2 separate regions of the Mus musculus genome follow, and region 2 is linked to region 1. The links are chromatin loops, found by intact Hi-C in ENCODE. Cell type or tissue: left cerebral cortex. All regions are shown on one strand. Links, peaks and the distances in the headings refer to the core of each region. The heading gives the core; the rest is flanking DNA. Region 1 overlaps Ncoa2 (nuclear receptor coactivator 2). Region 2 overlaps Ncoa2 (nuclear receptor coactivator 2).

Region 1 (16,242 bases), core at 4,707-12,706:
AAACTACTTAACAAAATGCCTCCTATCAAACACATCTCAGTAGAATGTCTTCACCAGACTCTGTGCTTACACTGCAAGATGGATCGCTGTCAGCAAGTCTATCCCTCTGCCATGGTTTCTGCTGGCATGCACACACCGGTAAAATCATCTGAGTTCACTCTTGGATGCAGACAGTGGCTACAACAGATTTTATCATTAGCAATTTTAAACTTTTTTTCTTCATCAAGGCAGCAGTGTTTATAAAAGAATCAAATGAGAAAATCTGTGAAGTTGTTTCTGGTGTCAACATCTATAATGGTGGTAATGTATAACTGGTGGCAATACAGAGCTTAGGTTCAGGTCCTAACTCAAGAGCTTGATGAGGAAGGAATAAAACAACAACTCAGCAAAATGCTGCTGTAGTTTGTAAACCGAGATATAATTTCTATTCGGTGCAATATATAGGATTCAGAGCTCATTACACGGAGATCAGGAGTGGAGACCAACAAAGGTGTGGCTGACTCAGGCTCTATGAAGCTAGAAATCTTTCTCCCTGTACAGGTCTCAGGCGCATGCTGCAAGGGGCTCCTTACCTCATCTGCAGACAGTTCTAACATCTGATGTTCTTTTACTACAGACCAGTTGTGCTTTTTGTGGAACTTCAAACACAAATGCATGGTAATTACTCTTGAGTTTCTACAACTCATTCAAGGTCCTGCATATATTGTGCTCCTGTTCATTGGCGAGTATCCTATAAATGTGAGTATATTACAGCCTGTTTGCCCAAACTCCTATAGAGGGGCACTCAAACCATTTTCAAGGAAAAGCTTGTCATACAAAGAACTCTAAAAAGGTTCACAGACACGCTCCTCCCTCTTGGGTACATATCCTGAATGATATATACCTCAGCACTGACCTTAGGGCTGACTTTACTATATTCATCAGTTTATGTCATGTGGTTCCACAGCTTTAAGGTGGGGGTTACAGGTGGGTCTAAGCTTCTTTGCTAGTTTATCTGAGAATCAGGCTCCTAAGAGCAGAGCATCTGGGAGCACAGGCATCAAGGAGCGCCAATCACACCTCTGACCCGTCCTTGAGCTGCACCCCACCTGGGAGGAGTTGTGTTTGATAGGAGGCATTTTGTTAAGTAGTTTCTGTCAAATTTCTGGATTTTCTGTACTAAAGTATGTAACTTTTTTACTTAGTTTTGAATAACACCGATTCTGTAAAGTGATTTGTGACCTAGTATTTATTCTGTAAAATGTCCGCACATGAAGGAGGTTATATAGCAAGAGGGGAAAACACTTTTGGTTTTCTGTTTTGTTTTGTTTTTGGTTTCCTTATTTGTTTTGTTTTGGATTTTATCAAGACAGGGTTTCTCTGGGTAGCCCTGGCTGTCTTGGTCTCCCTTTCTAAACTCGGCTGTCTTTGAACTCAGAGATCATCCTGCCTCTGCCTTACAGGTGCTAAGGCATGCGCCATCACGCCTGACAGGGAAAATCCATTGACGAAGCCCACTTACAGGCAGGAAAGAGCACTGCGTTCACATGCTGAATACAGAGATGCCCAAGCAACATGCAATTCTCTGAGTCTCATGTGTCCTATATGAAAGGGTAACAATTGGGACTGCTATAAATCTGTGGGTTACAGGTACAACGTGTAGCTCCGGCCTGATGTAGTAAGACACCTCAATGGCAGCTACTGCTGTTTCTTAGGCTGACGTGTGTGCTCCCTGGTTTTATGTCAACTTGAAATAAACAGCAGTCATTAGAGAGGAGAGAACCCTAACTAATTAAAAAAAAAAGATTCAACAAAAGGAATGTTCTGATTTAACAAAAGGAAGAGAGAAATAATATTTGAAAATAATAAGAATTATAAGAAAAAAATAAAAGTGCATATGTAAAGTTAATTGGACAATTGTAGCTGGGAATCTATGGTCTTTATATCCTAAGCTCTATGCACACAAAACAAAGTCAATGACTTCTTAATGGACTTCTGTGATATATATGTCAAAAAACCCCAAAACCCAAACTGGGCATAGTGTGCACACCTTTCATCCCTGGTGCCGGGAGTAGTGCAGAGACCAAGGCAGGCAGGGCACTGTGAGTGCAAGGTTAGTCTGGAATAGAGGGAATTCCAGGACACCCAGGAACATAAACAGAGACCTTGTCACAGAGACAAAACACAAACACAGAACAAGAACAGACCCCTGATTTTATTCTATCCCAAAGTTAAAAAGTTCTAACCTAGAAATACTCCATAGCAACTGTGAGCACACGTTTGTGTGACTAGGAATGAGGTAAGCTCTGAAGGTGACATGAACAACACTTTGTAGAATGTGGATGGACAAACAGTGTGTACTCATAATCTCATGACCATCATTCGTCCATCATTATCGTTAAATCATCATGGTATAACTACTAGTTACAGTAGTTATCATGGTATAACTACTGGTTAAATCTATTTTAAAATGCAATAACGAGTTTCACAACTAATTGTAAGAAATGCAATAAGAATGTCATTTGAATTCCTGTACATAGCAGATGTGGAAGTACACAAAGCCACTTGAGCCTCTAGCATCCTTCCTTCAGAGAGCAAGTGAGACGCTCACCTCTGACAGCCTCTGCTGCTGGGTTATCACCCTATGAACACTCACTAGGGACTGCATTCTTTCTACCAGAGCAAAATGAGCCTTATAGAAGACCCAACAGTATTCTGAGTAGAGACTGCTAGCTTGTCGGGTTATTTTCAGCAGTCGCTCCTATAAAGAGCAGTGCATGAATGTCTCAGTCCATCCCACTGCAGGAGAGGACTGAGGAGAAGGGCTGCGAACTGCGACTTTCTCTAAACACAACACTGCCAAGTCCCACTTTTGAAGTCAGGCACAGGGTGCACGATGCACTTCCAGTCCAGCTTCTGCCCCTCACCTAAGATTTCAGAAGCTTCAAACCACAGCCCCAGGCTCGCCACTGGTGCAGCTGCAAACAATCTAAACTTCCTTTTAGATGAATCTATTCTTCAAAATTATAGGACTAAAATTGAAATTAAGTGACCTGGTAGCCAAAATTAATACAAATGTTAGTGGTGTAGGAAATATTAAACCTATACCATAGGCTTTCAAGAATGCCTGAGGTTCAGAAATGATCCTATGTCAAAGGAGTGTGCTTCACGGATTAGCTGAGCCCTCCGAGGGCTGATGAGGGAACGCTCATCACTTTCTGAGATGCCTGCGAGGCTCTCTGACTGACCAGAACTGTAAACTGTCTGACTAAAGTGGAGATGAGCACCACAGCCGCCATCACTCATTTCAAATCCCCAGGCCCAGAGAGTTCCAGGTCCAGCCAAGACTTTTCCAGTATTTACTTTTTAAACTATTTATATATTAACTAAAAAAAACCAATATTCCAAAAATGTTACTTAGAACTCACAAAGTAAGCAAAGGTGAGACTAGTCTATACCTAGTCTTTGAGCTATAAAGAATCGACGTGGTAGAGACAAGGTTGCCACATCCCTTTGACCTGTGTTCCCCCGAATCCTTGGTCATTCAGGGAATGTGATGGCTGTTCTTGGTTGTCAACATGGCTATATCTAAAATTAACTAAAACCCCAAAATAGAGGACATGGCTGAGAGGGATTTCTGCTTAGTTTGAGGTAGGAAGATATACCACGAATCCAGATCTAATATAGAATACACCTGCTAGAAGCCCATACAAAGGTGATTCTCAACGCGTGGGTTTGACCCCTTTCGAAGGTTGCGTATCAGATACCCTGCATATCAAGTATTTACATAATGATTTATAACAATAGCAAAATTACAGCTATGAAGTAGCAATCAAATATTTCTATGGTTGGCTCCCAGACCTGCAGGAGTGTATTCATGGGTCCCAGAGTTAGGAAGGCTGAGGTCACTGCTGTATTCATGGGCCACAGAGTTAGTTAGGAGGCTGAGGTCTCTGCTGTCTAAGGAGAGAAGGAAGGAGCTTTTGTTCTTTGCCTGTGTGCTCTCACCTTGCTAGCACGTCCATTCCTTCTCTGGCACTGGAGTTGACTACTTTGGGATTCCAGTGTACACTGAAGATCAGCTGAGCTATCCAGCCTTGTGGACTGAGCAGCTACTGCGTTCTTGGACTTTCCATTCACAGTCAGACATTGCTGGATTAGCTGGACCACAGCCTGTAAACCATTCTAATTAATCATGTATACATATACATACATGTGTATATGTGTACATGACAAATGCAGGGCTCAGGATCTGCTCTTCACACTTGGGTTCTGTGTATTAACTTCATCCACACAGAACGTAAAGTGCAAAACACTGGGATGACACTTGATCTTCCCATCCAATGAAAAGGGATGCTATGAACATGTTAGGCCAACACTCTCATCCACAGAGATACATCCTCGTCCTCCTTAGGTCTTTCACTGACAACCCGTTTAATCAAAGATCACTTTTCCTTTGTTCACTAGTTGGCCACACAAACAGAATAAAAGACCAGAAGGTACTTTATGTGAGAACTAAATTTATTCAGAGTCAGATAATTATTCATCTTTTCCTAACTTGTGCAAGAACCAGCAAGACTCCGAACGAGGGGTGCTAAGAAGGATGTGCCTTGCGCTGTCTCTAGACCCGCAAGTCTCTCAGTGGACAGAGCGTGGTTTATTAGCTGAGCTGATTCCGACTGCTTCAAGCACCATTTGATAATACTTTTTGAGAACGTGGGCTTCTTCCCTTCACACTCCTCACTTTCTCCTTTGTCTAGAAATAGCTCTAGAATATTTACTATTTATCTTTGTTAGGCAGAAGGTGGGAATAGCTGCAATCCCAGCAACACCCACAACAAAGCAGAAAAATGCCATCTGTGGAGCAGAGAAACCCTTCCTCCCAGCTCAGGGAGCCCAGCACACAGTGCAAGAGCCAATTCTCCAGGACAAACAGAAAACAAGACCCACAAAACTCCACAAAGGCCATAGCAGAGAGATTATCTGCAAAATGAAATTCGGTTATGGCGAGTCAGGAGGCCTCAGCAGTAATGCAGGGGAGAATCGGGCACAGAATCATGTTTATACACATACGCTATCTATCAAATGATTAGGACAAAGGTGCTGCTATAGTGATTGATGAGAAAGGGTCCTGATCAAACATTTCTCCTTGGCCATCACTAATCACCACAGAAATGCAAGCCAGAAGCAAAGTGAGACACCAGCGCATGCCCCTGAGAATGACTATCAAAAGACCAGAGGCCAAAATGTGACCATGAGGATCTAGAAGCTGGCTCCCTTCTGCACTGCTGCTATGTCAAATGACACTAGGCCAGCACTGAGTGGGATGGGAGGTTAAACACAGCAGAGAGTAGGGCAGAGTGCGAGCAGATGTAAGAGTCACCTACAGAATGGAGACTTACCTTTAAAGACACTGCGCTAAGTGAAATAAGCCAATGGGGAAAATCCCCAAGACCCGTGTCATTCCTTGGGCATGAGGGGCCTGGAATGGCAGAAACTAGAGCACTGGCTGGCACAGCGAAGGAGAGAAGACTGGGGATGTCACGATGCACTCACAGCTGGGGAGGACACAGACCCCAGACACCTGACACGGCTGCATGGCAGGGGACGTGTACAGAATGCCTCAAAGCTGTACCTCAAAAATGGTGAGAACCTGAAGCTCAGGGGCCTTATATTTAATAATCTCTTCAATGTTCTCTTAAAGCTTCATTAGTTTTCAACACTACTGCCTCAGTAGAAATGTTTCTCTCCAGCTACAAAAACAGGGAGTCCTAAAACCAAACCAAAACAAAACAGAAGAAATCCCCTGGGACTTAGTGGTCAGAGTGATTAGAAACCCCCAATGTTCTATCTGAGAGGCCAAAAGGCAACACACTGTACAAAAGTCGATGACAGCCGGCACCCAAGTTTCTAGTGATTGATGCTAACCTACTGGTCACTACTGAAATAATGGGCAGGAGAGATGGCTGAGGAGGTAAGAGGTGGTGATGCTCTTCCAGAGGGCCTAGGTCCCCAGCATCCAGAGCGGCTCAGCAGCAGGTATTAGTACTCCAACTCAGGATACATGATGCCCTCTGGTGACCTTCAAGGGCACAAGCACACACATGATGCATACATACACATACTTGAAGGCCACACATACACCCACCCCAAGAAATAAAACATAAGTGAAATTGCTCAAAATTTGTATTTTCTGCTGAACTTTCTAGAAAGAGATCAAAACACTATGCCAACTAAGCAACAGAAAATCATGAAAAGCCCAGAGAACAAATTTATCTCAAAAGTCAGAGTTTTCTTAAGTGAGCCACAAATAAACAAATGCATGTAGGTTTTCTACAAGCCAGCTGAATAGATTAACATGGGAAAATAGATTCATTCAAAGACACAAAACAAGACTTTGCATGTCAGGGCTGTGCTGCCCCAGGGAATCCTTCTGCTGTACGCTTAAGTCTCACCACTCCCTTCCACAGAGGACTCAGCTGCTAGGTCATTCCCAGAACCTGTCTGTGGTTTCTCACTTCCCTCTAGGTTGCTAGCATTCCAGGTGGTCTCTGTGATCAAATGGAGCTGGAGTGGGGGGGGGGGTCCTCCAGGATACTACAGTCTGGGTAGCTTGCTGCAGGGATGCAGGTTGCCACAGGGATGCAGGGTGAACGTGCAGACAGCAGTAGCTGCCTTTTCTTACTGCTTTAGCCACTCCTCCCATAAGCCACCAGCGCTCCTTGTCCTTGGTAGGATTAAGGCATGAGTTCTGTTTGAAAAGTGGTTTGCTAGTAAAGCCAGCCTTTCCCAGTCAGGGAAGGTACCAGATTGGACTGTTCCAGGCTACCTGTCCACTCAGCATTATTCCTCTCTGGAATCTTTATGCTCCACATTCCCAACACTTCCTAGAGAGCAGCTGGCAGGACAAGGAGACTGGGTGTGGAGTCAGACTGCAGACTGCCATTGCTGAGGAGGACACTGGCCAGCCCAGAGGCCAGATGGAGTCTTTCCTCTGTTGTACCTGGAAGACCCGGCCACAGCAACACCCATCATGCTGAACCACCAAAGAGCATTATTGTGGTTGAATTACATTTCCCCCTTTGGACATGGCCAATCTCATTAGAAAAGCGCCTCCTTCTTTACAGATTAACTTGTCCCTCATAATGGTTACATTAGGTTACAACTAGCGGGAGTGAGGGGTGGGAGTGGGGCACACAGGGTGCTAACAGTGCACAATGTGTTGCTCTATTGTTCTCATAGGACCACGTGAAGTGGATAGCAACACTCCTCCCAGTTTACAGAGAAGTGAAGTCATTACCAAGCCTCACTGCGTAGGTTCAAATCCAGAACTGCTCTTATACGCTGCACAGAGATCTCGGTGGCTTGCACTCCTGCCTGGCATGGAAGAGGAAAGCAGCCAGGCCCTGTGCATATGGTGGCTGGTACTTCCTCTGAAACCAAAGTGAGCTCAGGCATCCCCTAGAATTCTAGAGATGACAAAACTAAACCTCAGTGAGTGAGGCCTATTCAACACTTCACAGCCAGTGAGACTGGAGTGAGCACAGGCTCTGCCACTGTCCTTCTTCAATCCTCTCAACAGCCAAGACAACATGACTGCTCTCTTCTATGCTGCAGCGGGGGAAAACGGGGCTTTGAAGATGTTGGAAGTTCAGTTAGGATCAGGCTAGCAAGAACAGAAGTTAAACACACACCAAGCGAACCCCAAACTCGGGTCTTCCTTATAAAGGTTGACTGGACTCTACAGATTATGTTTGGAGGGCACTGAGTGACAAAGGACAGATGTGCAGATACCATCATTTCCATGTATTGATCAATCAAGACTTGCTGCATGTGTGCACTGCAGAGGATTTGCACACAGTGAAGTCTTGGCCCTCTGACATGACCATCTAGAGATAGTAAGATGCTTGAACACAAGCTTCAACACCAGCAGAAAAGGCAGCTGAGTGTGTGTGTGTGTGAGAGAGAGTGTGTGTGTGTGTCTGTGTGTGAGAGAGTGTGTGTGTGAGAGAGAGTGTGTGTGTGTGTCTGTGTGTGAGAGAGAGAGTGTGTGTGTGTGAGAGTGTGTGTGTGTGTCTGAGAGTGTGTGTGTGTGTGAGAGAGTGTGTGTGTGTGAGAGAGAGAGTGTGTGTGTGTGTGTGAGAGAGAGAGTATGTGTGTGTGTGAGAGAGAGTGTGTGTGTGTGTGTGTGTGTGTGTGAGAGAGAGAGAGAGAGAGAATGTGTGTGTGTGTGTGTGTGTGCATGCACGCCTTCTCCCGTCCAGACCAGCAGCATGGTTCTAGCCACAGCACACCCATCTCACCCAGCCAATTTATTCTACTGGCTCCTGGAGAACCACAGAGTGAGCAGGGCTCCAAGTCACGCCAAGCCAGCTCGGTCAGAACTGTAGCCTGTCTTCAGGCTCTCTCCTCCCTCACCTTTGCCTCTGTGACCCTGAGCCTCACAATTCTTCCTGCTCTAAAGCCACTCCTTGAAATCAGCACGCAGATGGCTGACGTTTCAGTGATAGTGTCTAGGCAAATGAGGCCCCTACATTTGTAGCTTCGGGTATCACCGTAAGTTCCAGTGCCCACTTCCAGCCTCTCACCCACATTTCTCTCCCTCACTGGAAGTGTCCAAAATAGATCTCCTTACATGTCTATGGAACCTTCTGGTGCCTGCTGCTCCCCACTCTATCAACTGACAATTTCTTACAAACCCTTTCCTCCTTCAACTGTGAAGCCTACCCACTTCCAGAACTTTGGATCTGTTTAAGACTGTTGCTCCTCGGATGTCCCAGATTTCCTTCTCTTCAATGCTTCTCACAAAGCCACCTCCCACAGCAGCAGGGTCTTCTCGCTGAACGCAGTGCTATCTTCAGTCTTCCCCCTCCTGGGCCTCTGTGTGGACCAGCACGTCCAGTGCTGTTACTTTGGTTTAACTTGTAGTTGTCTCATATCCTTCAAGTGTAACCGAGGACAGAAATGGCCAGAGGATACAGTGCTAATTTCCCTGCAGTTCACCACACACTGCAGGAGCGCAAGTGCTTTTTCTCACTGTCAAAGCAAACAGGGGCTGCACTGAGGAAGCTGTGCACTCTTCGTTTTCCAGCCAGATCCATCAAACAGTCCCTGTGCTGTGTTGTCTGAGATCAGCCTGGTCTGGCCCACTAACTGTTCATGCTTTCTATCTGCTTCCACTATAATGACCTCTGTGAGAGCCAAAGTCTTAATTACTGTGCCTAAGAGTTCCATAAAATAACATTTCTCTAACTTGTAAGCCCCTTGCTCAAGGGCAGATACTTCCTCAAATGCTAGAGGCTATTGTTTAGGGAGGATAACAAGCCCCATGTTTTGACTTCCCTAAACAAGTCTGTTTGAGCCAATTGAAGTCAATGTGCTTGATCACATGTACGTAAGATGTATGCTTGCCCCTGATTGGATGGACGCAGGAGATACACAAGCAGGAAGTATGTCAGGATACATGCTTGCCCCCAGTTGGACCTGGTGGGAAAACACGGCCTTATGGGTTTTTAAGCCTCTGCAAAATGTGACTCATCAACATTTTCTAGGAACCCAGGAGTAGACCTTGCCAGGGGCCATCATCCTGGTCAGTATTTGTTTAAAGCTTGCTTCAAATTTGGTTCGACATTGTGGTAGTACTCCTACTCTCGCCTGGTGGGATTAAGAGCTTACCCCGCAGTCTTTCTAAGGCTTATCATCTCCATGCCCACCATCTGAGGAGTTCTCTCTAAATCACAGCCCTTTCCTCAGGCCTCAGCAGCCAAGGAGAAAAACTGTGGCTTTCTCTGTATCAGCCTGCTATTATCTACGGATGTATCTTACCCTCGGTAGACTGCAGACATGGCCGTGACCAGCACAGTGAGGGTGAGTCTGATGTCAGAGTCTCTTGTTTTTATTCGTCTTTGTATTCTGACAGCAACACAAGAGATATGACTCAAACCTGACAGCAGTCACAGCATTTTATTACAGAGTCTTCAAGTTTTCTTAAGGAATGATTACCTATTGTAAAAGAAATGAGAGAAAGGGGCTATCTGTAACCTCTTAAATGAAAAAAATAATTATATAGAGATTTTGTACATAAATTCTGCTATAGTTTAAATATACAAAACTAGGAATAGAATTTAGTCTTAGCTACTGACAACAAACTTCAGATTATGAGAAACACAGTGAAGCAATGACTGAGTAAGAGGCCATTACAGAGCTGGGCCCTTGCCCTGCTCACTGCAGTACAAACGTGCTTCAAAGCCTCACAGCTGAGAGGCCCCACACACAGAAAAACACACCAACGAGAAGAGAGGAGCCTGACCTGCTGTTACACACGAGTCAAAGACAGGGGGATGACAAGTAGACAGAAAACTCCTCCTCGGACGCCTCCCCTTAAACCCAATGTCTCAGTTACCATGAGGGGCTAGAACCTCACTCACCAAAGCAATCTATAAGAAAACCAAATGCCGGCCAGTATGCAGTAGCTTAGAAACCGCAGAGACATGGAAACTGCTCAGAAGGCCACAACAGGCAAGGTGATTTGGGTTCTTTGAGACATTTTACTGTGCAGCTATGCAGCTACTGTTGGAATCTCATAACCCTCTGCCTCAGCCCTCCCCCAGCTCTCACCAGTGCTGGGGCTGAGTATGTCTGCTCTCCGTATAGCTGCTCTCACTGCAAGTGGGATTCTCAAGTCAGTGGTGACTGCGACTCGGCAGGGCAGAGTTGAATGAAAACCCAGGGCCATCTCTTCCCATACAGTCAACATTGTAGTAAATACATCAATAGCATAACTGCCAGTGTTAAATAAATCTGACAAGCACAATCACACAGTTAACTAAGAATCTGCAAATCAGCACGATAGAATCTATATCCTTTTTGTAGATACTAAAGGTTGTCTATTTGTTTAAGAATATAACCAATACTTCCGTTTCTTTTGAGACAGAATCCATTCTTTAAGAAGCAGATCTGCAGCCAGAGATGATATTCAGTATGGCACTGGTTTATCAGCCATAAAGCCCTGGGTGTGTAGTCCCAGAACTGACACACAGGCATACCCACACTCACATCTACACCCAGGATGATACACAGGCATACCCACACTCACATCTACACCCAGGATGACACACAGGCATACCCACACTCACATCTACACACAGGATGACACACAGGCATACCCACACTCACATCTACACACAGGATGACACACAGGCATACCCACACTCACATCTACACACAGGAGAGAGGAAGGGAAGGGAGGGGGAGGGGGGGAGGGGGAGGGGTATAAATGAGATTTCTATCTAAAAATGGCATCTTAGTTTTTGAACAGACACCATGGCCAAGGCAACTCTTACAAAAGACAGTATTTAATTGGGACTGGCTTACAGGTTCAGAGGTCCAGTCCATTATCATCAAGGGAGGAGCATGGCAGGAGAGAAAGGGACTATTCCTTCATCATCAAGCACATCCCATACAGAACGAACAGCACTGTCATATGGAGAGAGAACCCGTCAAGGGTGGTGACAGCTTCAGACACAGGGCAGCAGGGACAGCCTCAATGAGCCCTTGAGTTCCTGCCACATGGGGACATGCTTTGCACTGGTCTAGGAGGGGTGAAAGATAAGTACCTAGGCACGAGCAAACAGTGGCCAGAAAAGGGAAGAGACCTTACCTACTTGAAAGTTGGAGCTCTGAGAGATAAACTCTAGAGATGGCCGGAGATAGAAGCTATACAGCAACATTAATATATTTAATGACACTGAATGTATGTCACAATGGATTTTAAATGGGGAGGGGTTAACTTTACAACAAGATAAAAAATATACTTATATTTACGTTAGTATATGATATAGTAAATAGTATACCCTTATATATCACCAAATAAGTATATGCTCCTAAATTGATCCACATATAAAAATACCATATTCATGTCAAATCAGAGAAAAGTATGATCCCATGAAAAAGGAGAAAGCCAGTGATGAGCTGGGCTGGAAATCCAAGTGAGAGAGAACTATAGATTCCAACAGCAATCAAACAAGCGGCACTGGCCCAAGTCCTCAACCTCTGAGATCAAAAGCAAGCAAAATACTCATAGGATGGCCGGGGAATGCCAGAGGCATACATTACAAACCAGGAGACTTTCCTCCTCCTCAACTGAGGACTGCGATTGTTTATCAGGATATAGAAACTGTATTATAAATTTACTCTAAGAAAGTTATGAACATTTTGTTGAACTATCCAACATACTGGGAGGTAGGTGTGTGTTTACATGTTTGCCCTGCTGGTGACAGAAGCTTGGGCCTTACTCATGAGGAAGGGCTCTGTCTCTGGTGACACCTCCAGCCCAGAAGCTAACTCTTTTTGTTTTTGTTTTGAGACAGGGTTTCTCTGTGTAGCCTTGGCTGTCCTGGAACTCAGAAACCCGCCTGCCTCTGCGTCCCGAGTGCCCGAGTGCTGGGACTAAAGGCTGCGCCCCGCGCCCGGCTCAGAAGCACAGACACCCCTGAGTTCGGGTCCTGGCTGGTCCTTAACTGCTCCTGATCTGACCTTTGTGGAGGCAGGGTCTGTCAGTGAACCTGGAGATCAACAGCACATCTGTACTGGGCGAGAAAACCTTTGCGAAGAACCTGCCTCTCCCCCCAGGCCTTTGCTGACTCATCTATCTCCCAGGCCTTTGCTGACTCATCTATCTCCCAGGCCTTCGAAGCAATCTCACAGCCATTTCTAAGACAATCTTAACTGGCAACATGGCTGCAAGGTATCCTCTTAGTTATAACTAAACAACCAGACTCACAGCTATCACACATGCATTGGCAGACTCCAGACAGGCATTTTGCTAAACCTCATGCCTATTCAAGCAGCCATGTCAACAGAGGCAGGCAAGTCTAGGTGGGTAGGAGCAGGAAGTGCCCAGTTAGAATCTTCTAATCCACGATTGTCTATGGCCTCCAAGAAGTTTTTAGTAATGGCAGCACGTCAAGGTCCTGGTGAGGAAAACCCTTATTTCCTTTGAGGAGACTGAATCTGGGATTCCCCTCAGATATTTACATTCCATTCAACTTTCTATCAAGATACAGTTGATAGCCGGGCGTGGTGGCGCATACCTTTAATCCCAGCATTCGGGAGGCAGAGGCAGGCGGATTTCTGAGTTCAAGGCCAGCCTGGTCTACAAAGTGAGTTCCAGGACAGCCAGGGCTATAGGGAAACCCTGTCTCGAAAAAACCAAAAAAAAAAAAAAAAAAAAAAAAGATACAGTTGATTAGGGTCATTTTTCCTGCAGCTCCATAGATTCATGTTGGAATAGTTAGAAAAATCAGAAGAATAGGTACAGAGTTTAACCAAAGCTTAAAAACTCCAACCTGACACATCTAAAATGTATCAACATCCAGAAAAGCCAACACACTAAAAAGTACGCAAATTGTGTTAACAGTTCCAAAAAAGAAATAAAAATAGCCCCTATACAGTCTCAGCAGCATCCAAAATCCACTGTAAAGCATCAAGGGATATTGTTTCCCATTCTTCCCATGCCAAGTCCCTATAAAAATGTCTTAAATACCAAATGCAAACCTGCACTTCCGGTTACAGTGGAAAATTTCTGTAGCCTATCCCCGGAGTGTTCTTCTCTAGGTGATGGCCAAGGAAATCCTCATAGGTGTTCAAGGAGCAGGCAGAATGAGGCCCTTTGTCAAGATGCAGAGGACCAACCCTGACAAGGAGCAAAGCCAAATGAAGAATGCATTCACACAATGGAGGCCGCAGAGCACCAGCCTACCTCTACACGTACGTGGCCATTACCTTGAGAAGTATTAGGGGGAAAGCAAGTTACAAAACAGCCCAGCAAGTGACACCTTAAAGTAAATCAAATGGTGTCAATAACTGGGCACACAGTGGGTGGAACACTTTAAGATCTTGGTACACTGAACAATGAATTCACTATGGCAATTGTCTCTGATAAAAAGAAAAGAGAATTGTACGAGTAATCCACCGAACGGGAGAGTGAAAAACATTACTGTAAGTTTCAGGACCACCAACCTGCCTGCACAAGTTAAAGTCCTGACACTCAGTGATGGTGTTTGAAGGCAGATTTGGAGAGGTGATGTCAAAGGAGGTGAAAAAAGGAACCACCAAATGCAGGCAGGGAGAGTTATCCACCAAATGCAGGCAGGGAGAGTTATCCACCTCAGCACTACATGATCCAAACAACGGACGACGGTGGCTCCTGTCTGTGTTTTCTTTATAGATGTGTACATATAAGCAAGTATATATTAATACACTATGACTCCTACTGTTTTTATACTTACATAGTTATACAATACAATACATTAAATTTCCATTCTCCAAACTAATCAGTGAGAGGCTCCAGCAAGCCTTCTCCCTGTTGCCAGAGACGCGGTCCTTTTAGAAGGCCACCTCTACTGCTCTAAGCCCACACATTGCCTTTCGCCAGTCTCCCTTTCTCTGCTTGTTCCCTTTCCATTTCTCAACTGCATCCTGAATAAACCAGGAGCAAAGTAATCTTCATAAAATACCACTTGGGTAATGACACTTGTCAACTCTTGGGATTTAAATATTTGATGGTATTTACAAGCTGTAGAAAACTCCTTTATCCCAAATTAAAAGGCCCCAAAGCTTAGCTCAAAGCCACAGCTTGTCAACTCTGTAAAAAATGGCTCCTTCTAGTCTTGCTGCTTTACTCAAAGTCCTGTGTAGGCTCTGCTCGCTCCCCCTCCTTTGGTCACACTCTTTCTTGCTTCAGATGTTACGTCTCTCTCTCGTAGTGCCTTCCTCTGAGATTGCAGTTTCACTGTCTTGCTAAATCCGGGTCTCCTTCTTTTTATGTAAAGGCCCCCTTAACCACCTCACCCAAACTCCAGCTTACTCATTCTCTCTCTGAGCATTTGCTGGATGCCAGCACAAGACATAACTCACAGGTGCACAAATGAAGCTAAGGGCTCCTTTTCTTTTCTCCTTGCTGTGTATGTTGATTTTAAATGCATATCATAAATTTCTTCAACACTATTTTACAAGTCGTTGGGGTTCAATAAATGTCCTCTGCTTAAATGTATAATAAATGCATATGGTAATAGACAGTTTAAAGTTTATCCTTGGCGTTTTTGAATAAACACATTTTCTTGTGTTATATATAACTGAACAGAAGAACAGTGAACTTGGAGTCAGAAGGTCTGTGTGGAGCTGGGGCTCCAACATGGGCCATCACTGACCATGATCCATTCCAATAGGATGAAAAACACTCCATCTTCTGACAGGATCTTTGTGGCTGTTATGTGGAATGAGTGAAGAGATGTTTGTTGCTATACAAGAAGACTGCGTAGAACTTGTTTATTACCCAACAGACATTTACAAGGCTGTTCTCAAAAGATGCCAAGACCCTCATTTACTACAAGGCCTGCTTACGAAGACTCATTTCCTCCTTGGCAACCAGCAGGGACGCTGCTTTTGCCTAATGAAAACAGAGTGACTACAGAAATAAAAAAATGACTGTTTATTTAAAAAATAGACTGTTTATTTTCCGTGTTTGAGTATTTTATCTACCTACATGTAAGTATATATAAGCACCATGTTGACCACAACACCCACAGAGGCCACTAAAACTGGAATCACAAATGATTGTGAACAGTAGGTCCTCTGCAAGACAGCAAGTGCATTTAACTGTTGGGCCGCCTCTTCTCTGAATGTCATTCAATAATCCTACTTCTAAAATGTCTCTATTCTATGAGTAACACACAGAGTAGAGGCTGGTGGGGTGGCTCAGCAGGTAAATGTACTTGTTCCCAGGCCAGACTATCTGAAGGACCCATGTGGTAGAGTCAGCCATCCCCTCTGAGACAGTAAGACAGACAGACAGACACGTACACACACCACCAGCAAACACATACAAATATATCTGATATATAAATACACAATGTTTTAAAATTTTAAAGGAAAAATTTGAAAAGTTAATAAAATTGCTAATTAGAGTAAGTATTTAAAACAAAACAAAACTAGTGCAGAGGACTGGAGAGATGGCTCAGTGGGTAAGAGCACTGACTGCTCTTCCGAAGGTCCGGAGCTGAGCAACCACATGGTGGCTCACAACCATCCACAATGAGATCTGACGCCCTCTTCTGGAGTGTCCGAAGACAGCTACAGTGTACTTATATACAATAAACAAATCTTTTAAAAACAACAGCAGTGCAGTGGACCTCCAGGGCCACAGATCTTCACCTCATCCCTGACGCACTGCAATGACCTGGGGATCCCACAATTGTCTCCTTG
Region 2 (8,000 bases), core at 1-8,000, 67 kb before region 1:
AGTAATGAAAAGAAAGAAGAGCTGCTTAACGAAGGGAAATACATCAATACCTTCTGAAACACATTAGAGAAAAAAACAAAAGAAAGAAAAGAATGACTAATGTGGGTTACTAAAGAGTGTTAATTGATCAAGTGTTAATTTCTCCTCCAGAGAAATGTGAGTTGTCAGAAGTGCCCCAAGTAAAACCACCTTAATGCTTTTCTTTACCATCCCCCAATGAAATGGCAACCTTATGAAAAGCAGTCATTGGCCTAACAGGTGACAGGGACAGAGATGCCACAGTGGACCCAGGCCAAGGCTTGCTCACAGGCTGGAAGGAAAACCACTCAGAGAGCAGGAAGCCAAGGTCACTTGCCTGCCCACTGCTCTGGTCATCCAGGTACCTTTACACCTCTACCTTTAGTCTATCAGCATTTGTGAAATCTATTAACATAATGAGACGCTACAGAACTGTCCAAGAAGAAAGGAAAACATGCTTATCAGCCCACACTAAGAAGTGGAAACTAAAGAAAAGGTGCGTGAGGCCAGGGGGAGGGGTCTTCAGACAGGAGGTAACAAGCACAAGTCCTTTGAGCAACAGAAAATCCCTGAAGAAAATTGGTTACTTCAACTATGAAATCCACTCTTCTGAAACAGAAGAATTCCACACAAGTGCTCACACATCTTGGAGGACGGCTGCGTTTGCAAATGTTTTATCCTCATGAAGCAAAACTAGCCATAATGGTAAATAAAAAGGATCTTTCCCCATTTACTGGTTAACTATAAGACTAGCACATACAAACAGTTTCAAGAAAAAGAATACTTGCAATCCAGGAATGACCTTCCTAAGCACTGAAATATGTACTGTGTTTTACCTGTGAAAATATCCCTAACAGTGACAACACTAAGGAACCACTAAGAGTGAACAGCAACCCTCTAAGGCAGCTCCACGCTGCCAGGCACTCACTGCCAACGGCGGCCTGCACCACAGGCAACCTCTGAACAGAATCCTCCAAAGAAGGATAGAGGTCAAGAAACTTGGGGAAAGTGGAACAACGGAGGGACAGATGGACGGGCATGAAGGGCTGAGGGGCTGTGCCCTGCAATGCCACCTGCAGAGCTGCTCAGGAGACTAACATGAACCAGTCCTCTGGAGTCACTGTCTGTTACATTGTGCCTGTGTCTGTTTTCAGAATGCCCCATACACACATATTCTTCTTATACATAGAACTCAAGGGAGTCAAATCTCAAACATGTCATGGCCCACTCTTTTGATGGCAGGCGAGAAGCAAAATGGATGATCAAGTTGGTGGGCAGAGAGGGAAGGTTGCAATTTGTTTTAAAATATAACAAACCCTCCTGCTAGTTGCTGGGGGCCTTCCGCCTGCATCATTCCACAACTCATAAGATCAACAGTGCATTAAGGAGCAGCATCGGCAGCCTTCCATGACTACCTGAATGCTTACGGTTGCTGACATGCCTATGACAGACACAACAGGCTTTACTGACTCACTCTCACCAAGAGAATCTGTTGGAGTAGTGGGGGGCAGCGGGATCCACTGACATTTACCCATGGACTTTGGCAGCAGGTTCTTGACAAATTCAGTGTGGTCCCCGACATGCAGGATGCTGTAGACACTCTTGTTCATCAGCTCTTCTTGGTTATACCGTAGATACTGTGTCACATTCTCTGACACGAACACCACACTGCCTTCCAGGTTCACAACGAAGAAGAACCCATCGAGGGCCTACAGGGTGCAACAACATAAAAACATGCAGCTGTCATGGGGGAACTGATTCTTCAAGGAAAGAAATCTCCGATGCCCTTCAGAAACAATGAACACATGTTCTCTGGGGAAATAGAAGTGATTCCATTATAGTGGAAGAGAGGCTAGATTAGGGTCTGCTGTTAAAACCAAAAAAGAAACATGAAGTCTGTTAACCTGCCAGAAGAGAACTATGGCCAAATAAACAAAGCAGGATGGGGGAGTACCACAGGGCTAAGTGCAGGAGTCAGGGCATATGCCAAGAGAGAAAGGGGCTGCTGCTACCTTTTCCCCTCAGTTTAAAAATATCAGGAGAAATCCCCTAATTTTTACTTTTAAGGTGGCCAGGATTTAAGTGAACTCACAGATGGTCGCAGACCTTCAAAGCAACATCCGGCCTTTACTGTCTGGTGTGTAGGGAAGGATCTGGGTAGGCTCTCTGGCCAGGTAGGTGAATGGGGACGGTGCTACGGGCTAAGTGTCTTGGGGGTGGCTAAAACAGCTCAGTGCTGGTTGCCTGCATGCTATAACGGGCTCACTGTCACTCCATGTGCCCACCATGTCTAGACTCCAGAAAGAGACTGGTCTCCACACTTTAGGAAGAGAAGGTAAACAGCAGCTGTGGGCATGTTCACTCTGCTGTGGGCATACTGTGTCCTCCCAAGGCCCTCTTCTCCAAGGCACAGAGGGGATCAGGGGTTATGGAAGGAAAATTGCACATAGTCCGCTAGCGACTCCAGGAGCTCAGATACTTCTCCTGGTAAGACTCCTTCTGGTCTGCCCTGGCAATGGCAGCTCCGTGTCTCTCCTACATCTGATGCTTGTTCAGAACAGAGCAGAGTTTCCCTTCACAGTCTAAGAAGACCTGGACACCTTCAAAGCTAAATTCCCAGTCAGCTGATGCCACTTAGGCTCTTCAGATACATATCTACTGCATTTAAAGCATGCCCAGTCCCCACACGGTGGTGAGGGATGGCCGGAATGCTTGGTCCACCCAAGGCTGTTTATATAAAAGGCTTCTGTTTTGTCAGACTAGATTTCCATCAATCTAAAACTGATTCTGGGGTATAAATAAGAAGTTGTTTAAAGAAAAAGTAAACTGGGTGTGATGGCATCAGCTATCTTAATACCTGGGCTACAGTAGAAGAACAAGGCCAGTCTGGACTAAAGGTCAAGGACCTGTCTTGTAATAATAACAGCAAAAAAGCGAACAACAATGAAACCCAAACCAAAGCAAACAAAAAAACCCACTGGCTTTAGACTTTCCTTAACTAGTCTGTCAGGTTTTCTCTATAGCATGATGCACATTCAGGGTAAAGCAAGACTCTAGAAACCTAAGTGGCCAACAACACAGGCTGCACTAAGCTGTGTACACTGGAGAGGCACAGCAACAGCACATGGCACTTACAGATCTCTTGTTACTTCTCACTACTGCCACCGCTGGGTGTTCGTTCAGCAGAGTTCTTAGGCTTTCAATACTACATTACTAGTGTTGGCTTTGAAAGGGCATGTGGCTTCTTAGAGTATGGTGAGAAGGCTCATTTGTGGCCTAATAAAATTGAAAAATGAAAGTGGCTCGTTTTATAAAACTGTGTTTTTTAAAGCTCACTATGATATGCTCTGATGGCAAGAGCTGACATTTGCTTCTGTTGCCTAGCAACCGCTATGCTATGATGCAAGCATGAGTGTGCATCTATGCCTAGGAACAGCTCTCCGAGCACACACATGCTCTCCCTGTTGAAAGGTCTCCAGTTAAGCCGTAAGCCACTAGATCCCGGAGCTTCCTCTCTGGCACGCTGACTTAGTACTCAGCTTGCACAGGCGCTTCCTCAATGCACTCCACTCATTCTCAGAAGATTATTTTCAAACAGCAAAAATTTTGGTTTGATTTTATGAAATAAGGGCCACTGCCATCCTGCAATCCAGTTTCTACAATTAATGAACTTGTTGCAAGGGCTAAGCCACAGCCTGCCTTGCTCTAAGCGTTTCTTTTTAAAGGCCTCAAAGTCCTCCTTGGGGTTTCAGTGCTATTTCCCACTCCCCGAGGCATAATGAATAAACAGTTATATGGAAAAATTCCAATTAAATCTCTGCTTACAATTCACAAGGTTTTCTAAAGAAAGCTGTCCTCCTCGGCTCTTTTATGTAATTCTAAGTGGTCACCTGGCCACAGCTTTCTTTCCCGCTCCTACAGTGTGTGGGAAGTGCCCCTCTGCCCCCTAGGGATGAGCTGTTAGTTGTTAATGCAAAGGCGAGCTCCCAACTACACAGGACATACCTGCAGATTTAGCGTTTCTAGATGAGAAAGGGGACAGTAAGGTCAAGAGAGTGCCAACTAGCTTTGTTTAAAAAATCCTAGTCCTGAATCCACAAGCCTGCTGCAGCAGGCACAGAGCAGGCACAACGCCGCGGTTCTGACCACGTGGTCCTTTACGCTTAGAATGTCTTCAGCAGAGCAGAGCGCCACGAGACTTGAGATAATTTATGTCTCAGGCAGCTCTGTCTATTCACTGCTATTTCTTCTCTCATTTTACCATAGCCCACATCTTGAATTTTAACTTTGAAAGAGGGACAGTAAAGCACTGGGTGTTTAGTACTCATTAAAAAAACAAGGAGGATTTTATAAGCCTGAGACAGTAGCTGCCCTAAGGCCCTAAGGCCAGTCACTCGGTTATGCTTTTAAAAAGTTCCTTCTTCCTATTTTAACCTTGACTTCTATGAGAAAAACATACTAGTTGGAATTACCAGCCCTAAAAAGCATAACCCTCGTTTTGTTGGCTCTCACATTTTAAACCGTCTACACAGGCCGAGGCATGTGGCACACAGGAACCCTGAGCCTGAGGCAAGAGTCCCACCCTTCAATAGGACGTCCAAGTTCAGCTTCAGAAAATAAGTGCTCAACTGACAATTCACACCTGCACTTCGTATTTTCATCTAATTGAAGTCTATGCTGTTCCACATACAGAGAATGTTGCTGGGGCAAGAGCTCACAGATAGACATTCCCACTTGCATCAGTAAGCACAGCAATGTGGATTCTCCTTAAATCATATGTACCTGAACATACATAAATGCAGCACATGAATACTGAAACATGTGTGATACAAAGCCACGGGAGCGTGGTACTCCAAGCATCAAAACCAGGTAAGGCTGTGGTTACCTCAAGCATCATGGGCCCCAGTGCATCCTTGTCGATGACACCCTGCCCCGTGGACGACACATCTGACTTCTGCACTTCATCTATGTTGGCAGCTGCTGCTTTCTCTGCAACAAAACACAAGAGCAAATTAAATAGTGGTGCACACCAAGGGCACATCAACACCAAAATCTCTGCTGGGGTCAGGTGTGCCTATGAATGAATTAGAGTGCAGCCAACTGCCCTGGAGGGCGGGACTGGCTAGGAGGAGGACCCAGATGGCACCTCTCACCTCCAGAATACATGTATCAGATTTCCTTTCAGGCTCTGGAGAAAATGAGTTTAGAGGGTTCATGCTGTTCCTGGCAGACATTTTCAAAATATAGATTATGAAGCTGAGCATCCTATGGCACAATTATAAGGGGGTGGGGTGAGGTCCTCTTGCTCCGAGTTCAGAGCCTTGACCTGGCCTGCTCACAGCACTCAATGACTCAACGCAGATGGGGTGAGCAGCCCCATCAGGCGCTCAGAGGATGTCAATGGCTGAGCTTTGACTTTGTACAGAGGAGCTGGACAGCGAGCACTCCAGGACTCAAACTCCCAGACAGCGCTGAAGTCGTGCCATCAGCATTTTTTTTTAAAATCTATTTATTTATTTATTTTATATATATATATGAATACATTGTAGCTATCTTCAGACACACCAGAAGAGGGCACCAGATCTCATTACAGATGGTTGTGAGCCACCATGTGGTTGCTGGGAATTGAACTCAGGACCTCTGGAAGAGCAGTCAGTGCTCTTAACAATTGAGCCATCTCTCCAGCCCGTGCCATCAGCATTAGAGTAGTTGCTTACAGGGGAAAAGATGCATAGCTATCAATACATGTGCAAATGAGCTCCTTCAAGGATGGCAAGTAAGTTTACAGCATAACATACACAGCCACAACCTGTTAGAAAACAACACAAAAGCAATGTGCCAATTACATGTAAACTGAATAAATTACATCCTTGTTTACGCTGCATGTTTTCATTATAATTAAATGTAAAAAAATTAAAGATTCAAACGAAACTGTAACTCAATTTAGTATTCACAATCAACTTGCTTTTCCCTGACCATAGTAACTATTTTCTTTGTAAAAAACAATTTTATGCAGTATTTAAAAAAATCTGTTAAAGTCTAATTTATGGAACCTAAAAATAATTAGGGAATTATGTAGATCCTCCAAATCTTTCTGCTCCCAATGGAAAGTGTTTATGATGTCTATTTGCCAGTAGACAAAGAAGATTGTAGCTCCGGCTTGAGTCCATTATTAGCACCACAGTTCAGAACGAGGCAAACCAAGTGTCAGTGTCTGCCACCTGTGCATCATGGCTATGTCAATGACAGATGTAAAACACACTTCAGAAACTACAAAGTAGGAAAGAACCTCCTCCCCAGGCTGTCCTCGGCTCTCCATCCTTCCTCATGCGACAACTGCTAACCACAAGCACTGGGTGCACTCTGGTCTTCTCAAAGAGCATCACACTGCGTTTTCTTCAGAGAGCTGACCGGCCACACACTGTGCCCACTTCTCTTGGTTCCTCTACCGTCTTACCTGTGGCGTGGTTTGCTCTCTTCCCTAAGAGCTCCCTAAAAGTCGCCTCTCCACAGGCTCTGACTCATCCTAGTGGTCCTCAGAGCGCAGGAAACACCCTCTTCTCCAATCATAGGACATAGGACTGGCTGCTATTGTTACTGTATAGGACTCCCTTCTCTCTGGTAAATCCCAAAGACAGGGACGCTGGTTTTTAGTCAGACCCTCACTCTTCCACCTAGAAGCACAGGACCCAGACCTGTGCCACCACATCCCTTACCTACTTCTCTGGGCACTGCAGAGCGGTCACCGCCTTACAAGGGAACCTGCATGCTTGGCACTGAGCTCCCACGAGTCATCGATTCTGAAGCATGCACTATGTTCTGTGTGGGTTTGAGGCCCTCCCCGTGCACCCTTAGTTTTACTCTTCAGTGTGGAGGAGCGAGGTGCTGACAACCCTTGCTCAGATGGAGCACACGGTGTCCTTTCCTGTGCCCCTCACTGTCTGTGGGGTGTGTCCTCCTAGATATATCCTCTGGCAGAAGGATACACAAGAGGTGTCCTCCCAAGGTTTCAGACTGTAGGGGACACGGGCACAGACTAGAGGGCTTGCCTTCCATCAGTCCGATATGCATCCAGAGCAGTGGGTCTCGACCTTCCTAATGCTGTCAGCCTTTGATACAGCTGCTCATGGTGTGGCGACCCCCACTCTAAATTATCTTCATTGCTACTTCCTAGCTCTACTTTTGCTACGGTTAGGAATCATAATGTACATTTTTGTTTTCCACTGGTCTTAGGTGACCCCAGAGTAAGGGTCATTCCCCTGCAAAGGGACCATGGCTCACAGGGTGAGAACCAACGCTCTAGAGGATGCCTGAGTGCTCTTGTCTTCTCAGTCCATAAAACAGAACGAATGCCGCTGCACTGAAGGCAGATTAGTAAGCCAGAACAGGACATCTGTATCTTCAACAGCCAGCACTGTAGGCCAGGAATGTCACTCTGTTTGGCCGACAAAGAGGGCTGTCCCTGGCCTGGGCACAGTGAGAGTTAGTGAATTCGAAGGTTGGTGGAATGGAAAGTTATTCCCCTCTGAGCTCCACTTCAGGGTGCAGCTCAAGCCTAGAAAGCAAGGCGAGGGGCAGGGTTGAGGAGTACGGCGCAGGGTTTCCAGAGAATTGCTCTACAGAGAGACATTTGTGTGGACACGGTAAATTCCCACGCCTCTGCTCTTCTCTCAGTTCATCCTCCACTGTTAAATCTCTATCTTATTCCTTGGACTTGGGTCAGGCATGCAGCTTGGTGGTAAATGTGAGGCTCCGGGTTAGAGAAGGAGTGTGTGTGTGGGGGGGCACTTGGCTGACGGTAATGTTGGGGGATCCAGTGAGAGATGAAGCTGCAGTTGCTGTGAATGGGAACTCCGTGCCTGTTACTGACAGCTACAAGAGCAGCCCGGGCTCTCACCTGCGATCCTTCTCCCTAGCCCTTAAAAAGTTTTAATCTAAAACAAACAACATTTTCTCCCTAATGGAATAAAATACTACTACTT

Evidence for each region. A loop is a pair of places that touch in the nucleus more often than their neighbours do. Peaks named below come from ENCODE experiments on the same cell type or tissue, not always from the same donor. Only the 100,000 strongest peaks of a DNase experiment are listed, where the experiment ranks them.
Region 2: it touches region 1 in a loop (2.2-fold over the local background); 2 of 42 quality-filtered maps call a loop at or near these places.

Annotation. Positions count from the first base shown.
Region 1 is chr1:13,247,079-13,263,320 of GRCm38, forward strand. The region is part of intron 2 of Ncoa2 (nuclear receptor coactivator 2); the gene reads right to left. Among named protein-coding and RNA genes, the nearest start is that of Gm23169, 79 kb to the right of the region's middle. In left cerebral cortex, for the core only: no CTCF peak of the experiment used is centred there; DNase peaks (open chromatin) are centred at 4,752, 8,598 and 9,501; H3K27ac peaks cover 264 bases.
Region 2 is chr1:13,185,184-13,193,183 of GRCm38, forward strand. Ncoa2 (nuclear receptor coactivator 2) reads right to left here. Exons shown (of 23, transcript NM_008678.3): 5 at 4,904-5,007; 6 at 1,550-1,727. Among named protein-coding and RNA genes, the nearest start is that of Prdm14, 62 kb to the left of the region's middle. In left cerebral cortex, for the core only: CTCF peaks have their summits at 3,194 and 5,579 (motif pointing right); DNase peaks (open chromatin) are centred at 3,426, 4,170 and 4,537; H3K27ac peaks cover 1,625 bases.